Linked DNA regions of Homo sapiens: region 1 is linked to region 2. The links are chromatin contacts, found by POLR2A ChIA-PET in ENCODE. All regions are on one chromosome and are shown on one strand. Each heading gives the region's core, a stretch centred on a gene start or an enhancer-like site at or near the end of the contact. The rest is flanking DNA. Distances are from core to core; before and after follow the strand shown. Region 1 overlaps SDC4 (syndecan 4). Region 2 holds the start of BCL2L1 (BCL2 like 1).

What was found. ChIA-PET counts read pairs that join two places held with the same protein, here RNA polymerase II (POLR2A).
Region 1: POLR2A ChIA-PET joins it to region 2 with 10 read pairs in Caco-2. The contact joins the enhancer-like site here to the promoter of BCL2L1 in region 2. POLR2A ChIA-PET finds 5 or more read pairs at or near these places in 2 of 52 experiments (Caco-2 and PC-9).

The regions. Positions count from the first base shown.
Region 1 is chr20:45,340,727-45,343,688 of GRCh38, forward strand. All of the region lies in intron 1 of SDC4 (syndecan 4), which reads right to left. Among named protein-coding and RNA genes, the nearest start is that of SDC4, 6.2 kb to the right of the region's middle. RefSeq lists an enhancer at 1,707-2,601. Within about 2 kb of position 1,690, at least 30 of the 41 ENCODE cell types and tissues checked have a DNase peak (open chromatin) inside an H3K27ac peak, as active enhancers do; they include PC-9, where a contact is called at or near this core.
Region 2 is chr20:31,721,416-31,724,370 of GRCh38, forward strand. It overlaps BCL2L1 (BCL2 like 1), which reads right to left and starts at 1,453. Exons shown (of 3, transcript NM_138578.3): 1 at 1,203-1,453; 2 at 240-933. The coding sequence starts at 803. RefSeq lists enhancers at 1,072-1,827, 1,762-1,821, 1,828-2,582, 2,352-2,551 and silencers at 1,192-1,311, 1,362-1,471, 1,371-1,665, 1,872-2,321.

The DNA.
Region 1 (2,962 bases), core at 440-2,939, about 14 Mb after region 2:
GAGGCAAGACCAGAAGGGTAATAACTGGGCAAGCCAAATTTAGTGGGGAGAGGGGATGGTGAGTACCTGGGGCTCCAACACCTGGACCCACCAGAATGATTTCTAGCAGGAGACCCCCAGCAGCGTACACTACTCGTAACTGTTCTTCCCCACCCCACCCACTTCTTAAGGGCCAGACATTCCCCAGAATGGCTAAAACCTGGGGCCCACAACTGTGACTCTACCACCCAGAGTGGTTGTGCATCAAGGCAGATTCACAAGTGTGAGTTCTGCCACTTCCTAACTATATGAGCTTGGGAGTTTATTTCATCTCTGAAATCCTCAGTTTCCTCTTTTGTGACTAGGGCTGGTAGCACCTTGCAGGGTGATGAGGATTAAGAGGAATGCATTTGTGTGTGCAAGGGACCCAGCACGTGATCAATGAATAGTGGCTGTGATTAACCCCTACCTGCCTTCCTCCTGGCCAGTGGGATCAGTGCTCAAAGGATCAGAGGCCTGGGAAAACTTGCAGAGGCAGTTCTGTTGCTGGAAGGAAGCTAGCCTGGGGACAGGGAGATGGTGCTTTGCAAACTGTAAAGGAATATAATCTATAATAGGTTATCATTTTGCTTCTGAGCCCAGAGACTTTTCAACAACCAATCAGGTCCCTTCAGACTGTGAAAAAAAGATACAGAGATAGTCAGAGACCTGCCCAAGGTCACACAGCTTTGACCACCTGTCCTAAGCAGACAGAGGTAAAGACCATTTTTATTTTCCCCGAAGGTGCAAATGACAGTGACCAGAAACACCTGAAATTCTACTTGGGGACCTGGGTCCCCAGGGACAAAATAAATAAATAAAAATCTAGAAGGTAAAAAGAAACTACACACCAATCCATGGTCTGGTGCTCTGGTGCCTGAATGGTTAAACCAGGTCTGGGGGTGGGGGTGGAGTGAGGGTTCAAATGTCGCCTTCAAGGTCGGGTTACTCTGAACACAATCACTCAGGAGAGAGCCAGGCCTGGCACTGCCTGCAACCAGCTTTTCACCAAGCCTCAGGGCAGCCCATTCCCACAGCAAGAACTCCAGGATCCTAGGGTGCCAGCTAGAAATGGGGGAAGGGTTCAGGAGCCTCTGGATGTCTCCCTGCCAGGAGCTGACCCAGCACCCTTGTTACTAACTCCCTGGATGATCGTGGACAATTCCCTTCTCTGAGCCTCAGTTTTCCAATCTGTAAAAGACAGGTCTCAAAGAGACAAGCCTCCCTCTGTCCCAGCCCAGTAACCAAGCTGGGCATTGCTCCGATTACCGGTGGAGACAGCCAGGAGGGGGCTGGCTCCCTCAGGGCCTCAGAGACAGAGGTGCATTGAAGTTGGAGCTTGTAATCTAGGCAGCAGATCCGAAATCCCTGCTGGATCCGAGGGCTAGGGAGGCTCTCGGGATGTAAACAAACCTCCTGTGTTCTCAGAGCAGAGTAGAGAGCCCACGCTGCAGCCTTATCTCAGCTGATTAGATCAGCCCTGGGTGCTGGCTTCCTGCCTCTTCCCAGCCTCCCTCACCGACCCCCAAGGAAGCCATCCTCCAGACCAGGTCAGTCTGTCCCACAGACGGCTCCGGCAGGGCTTCTCCAAGGCAAGGAGTATCCCCACTCTGGGTAGCCGGGCCAGCCATGTGCCACATCTGCCCCCACGCCCAGAGGCTAGAGTGACACCGCCAGTCCCCGCAGGCCTGGCCACTGACTGCTGGGCTTCACCAAGTCACTGTTTCCACACATACCAGCCTCTCCCTGCCTCCCCTTTCCATTACCCCAGGTGTCACCTGACCAGCAGCCTCTTCTACTGTGCCAGAGAAAACTGGAGCAGCCGAGCTCCCGGGCCTGGAGGACAGGGGGAGGGGTGAGATGCAGCCTGAAGGGGTGGGGGCCGCTGAATAGGAAGGTCTGGGCTGAAGGTGGGGGTTGGGGGAAGCAGGAGGCAAGAACAAGGCTGGGAAGTGGGGGAGGGAGGAAGGATGGCTGTAGAAAGGTCAAAGCCAGAAAGAACTGCTGAGATCAGAGTGACCTTTTGGGGAGTACTGCAGCCCCCTGAAAAGGATAAAAAGGTCTAAACCCCAATAACTGTAACTCTTAGTTTACATTTTCAACATATGCACAGACACCACCTCCCCAAAGCCAAACTCTGGCCGGGTTAAGAACCCTCGTCTAGGTGCTAATAAAGCCAGAACTTTACAAGTTTGCCAAACAGCGATGATGACCTTTGAGTGCCACAGGTGTTTTATAGAGGACACTGGAGTTCACATCAACAAAGTGACGTATTAACTGTGTGTGTCCCTGGGTGAGCAGCAGAGCTAGGACGGGGGCTGGAGTTTTCTGTACCCTCTTTTTCAGTCACCCAGCCTTCAGCAGATGGGACCAGAGAGGCCCCAGTGAGATGCAAGAATGTGCCCAAGGTCACCACTGTGTTAGTTAATGACAAACAAGCCCAAGAAGTCAGGCTTATTCTTCTAAGGTTAAATGAGACCCCAACTGTTGACATATGTGTTCTCTCTCCTCCCTCTCTAGGGCACCATGCAGTGAAAACATACGAGAAACTGGCTTTTCAGAACACTGTACCTTTTCTGTCCACCAACACCCCACCCCTCAAAGTGCTATTTGCAATCACTCAGCCTCCTTAAGGGTAGAAACTCTGCCCCTCCAGCACAGGAGGGTGACCCCAGGTCCTGGACAGTGTCCAGAGTGGTCTGATACCCTTGGCAAACCCCCTGCCCCCTCTCCCTCCAGGCTGCAAACTGTTCAGCATGAGGCTCCAGCAAATCCCAGCAGGAGAGGTGGGGCTGCCCAGAACTGGTTCTTGTTTAAACATAAACCCATTCGATAATTAGCAAACAGCCCACTTCTAAGATAAACAAATAGGAGATTTGGACTCCAAAAGCCCCACCCTAGATTTCTCCCTTCCCACCTCCCAGCTGTGGGGGTAGATAAGGGG
Region 2 (2,955 bases), core at 203-2,702:
TGGAATAGTGGAGTCATGGGGGTGACCAGGGTGAAAGATGCCTGATCTCTGAAGCACAGGGTCATTTGTATTTCCAAGGAGTTAACCTCTTGTGGTGAAATGAGGCCAGTCAGGTTTCCTCAACTATCAACGTCTCCAACAATCACCCAACACAACAGAAAGAGATACAGAAGAAGGGCTGTTGGGGATCTCTGACCAGAGGCCAAAGAAAAGGGACACACAAGGGGCTTGGTTCTTACCCAGCCGCCGTTCTCCTGGATCCAAGGCTCTAGGTGGTCATTCAGGTAAGTGGCCATCCAAGCTGCGATCCGACTCACCAATACCTGCATCTCCTTGTCTACGCTTTCCACGCACAGTGCCCCGCCGAAGGAGAAAAAGGCCACAATGCGACCCCAGTTTACCCCATCCCGGAAGAGTTCATTCACTACCTGTTCAAAGCTCTGATATGCTGTCCCTGGGGTGATGTGGAGCTGGGATGTCAGGTCACTGAATGCCCGCCGGTACCGCAGTTCAAACTCGTCGCCTGCCTCCCTCAGCGCTTGCTTTACTGCTGCCATGGGGATCACCTCCCGGGCATCCAAACTGCTGCTGTGGCCAGTGGCTCCATTCACCGCGGGGCTGTCTGCCAGGTGCCAGGATGGGTTGCCATTGATGGCACTGGGGGTCTCCATCTCCGATTCAGTCCCTTCTGGGGCCTCAGTCCTGTTCTCTTCCACATCACTAAACTGACTCCAGCTGTATCCTTTCTGGGAAAGCTTGTAGGAGAGAAAGTCAACCACCAGCTCCCGGTTGCTCTGAGACATTTTTATAATAGGGATGGGCTCAACCAGTCCATTGTCCAAAACACCTGCTCACTCACTGAGTCTCGTCTCTGGTTAGTGATTCTCTTCTAAGATCCAAAGCCAAGATAAGATTCTGAAGGGAGAGAAAGAGCTTCAGGAAAAAAAAATAATTAATATGCATGCCATTTACCCTAAAAATTCCATTCCCCCTCCAGGTACCAGAACTGGTTTCTTTGTGGGTCTTACGAAGGTCTGGGTCTAGGTTCCAAGATACTTCACTTAAGTCAAATCGAAAGCACCAGTGGACTCTGAATCTCCCACCAGCCTTTTCTACCCCCGTCTTCTCCGAAATGCCTTCCTCGGAAAGTCACTCCCTGGGCAGTCCCCCCCGCCCCACTCCCGCTCCCCCGCACCACCTACATTCAAATCCGCCTTAGGCAAAGGCAGGCAGGTGCAGCCCCCGGAAGATCTTTTGTATCACAGGTCGGGAGAGGAGGTGGCTGCGGGGATGCCGGTAACTCAGCCGGCCTCGCGGTGGCTGGCAAAAAAACCAGCTCCGGCCGGAGGGATCATGCGACCCGGCAGGCTGGGAGCCCAGAAGGCGACACAGGAATTGCGAAGCTCAGGAACCAGCCCCCTCGCTTGCTTCCTCCTCCATCGCCCGGATCGAGGGCGGCCGCTCCGCAGCCGCGGCCTCCTGCCACCCGGGAGCCCAGCCCCCTCTCTCTTGCACGCCCCTTGGCTCTCCGCCTCCTACTGGGAGCCAGGAGTACTCTCCCGGAGGTGGCTGGTATGGATTTAGTTGGTTTTTGTTTTTCTTTTTTCTATTTAAGCACCAGCCCAGGGTGAGGTGGAGGCGTCCGAAACCCTAAAGGGACTTCTCAATGGGGTTCAAGGTTTCAGTGAGGGACGCAGGGAGGGGGAAACTGCCTCAGATCTGCAATCTGACTTTGGGAAGGCCACCCCCAGGCCTGTCTGTGATGTTGAAGGCCGGAGACCCCCAACAAATGCCGCTGGTTTGCTCTGAATTCCCCAAAGGCCCAGAACGTGGCAGTTGGGGATTGCCGGGTCCTCCATTCCCCGCCCGGACACAATGGCCGCCGGCGCCCTGCACAAAGACTGGGTGAGGGTGAGGCGCTGGGCCTCTCCTCAGGTCAGGAAGAGGGGTCGAGGCCTGCTCGACGGCCCCACAGCTGAGACCACGTTTTCCTGGGGACAGGCCCAAAGTGGCTTTCTGGCGCCCCCGGGAGGGCTCCGGGGCCGGGGGCTGCACCTCTCCGGAGCCCAGGGTGGGCCGGCTGCGGCCTAGCGGCTTCTCGAGCTCACTAGGCCGGGTACCCGCCGAGCCACCGCCCCGTTGCTAGGCAACCGCCCTCCCCCGGGGGCGCCCCCTAGACCTTCCTGAGAGGAGGGGCCTCGCCCCCGGCGGTCCGCCCCAGCGCAGCCAATCAGCGAGCCCAGCCGGCACGGAAGCGGGACGGCGAAGGCTCCTATTGGGCGCAACGGCTGTCACGCACAGGGGAGGCGGCGCTCTCACCTGCGAGCCCCGCGAGCCGTGGGGGGCCACATCCCCCTTCATCGGCCCGGTAGCTTCCAGACGCAAGAGCTCTTCGCGGCCGAGTTCCGCGCCGCGGACCCGGGCCGGCCTACCTGGCTGCCGGCCTACCTGGCTGACTGCTCGCGCCGTCTCTCCCGAACAAGCCGGCCTCAGTTTCCCCTGAAGAGACAGGGGAACTTGCAAGCTCAGTCACTTCCGGTGCCGCGGCAACGCGCGCGAGCCCGAGACGCAAAGGGAGTGCGCGCCTTGAGTGACTGGCATCAGGACCGGGGAGAGATCGCCCCCTCGCGGTAGATCTGGGGAATCGGGAGGCGCAAAAAATCAACATTTATAATCACATTTCCATTTATTCATTCAGTCAGTCAGTCAGTCACTCATCAGTCAATCAGCCTATTTCATCCGTCCGTCAGTTTATATATAGAAGAAGCATCGCCTTGTGGTTAAGCACTTTGTCTGGATTCTAACTCTGCTAGTTAGGCAAGTTTCTCAACTGCTCTGTGCTTCAATGTCCTCAATTGTAAAATGGGTAATAGTACCAACCTCTCTCGTTGAGCTATTGTGATGATTAAGAGAGTTATTAATTGTAAACTCCATAGGACAGGCCGGGCGCGGTGG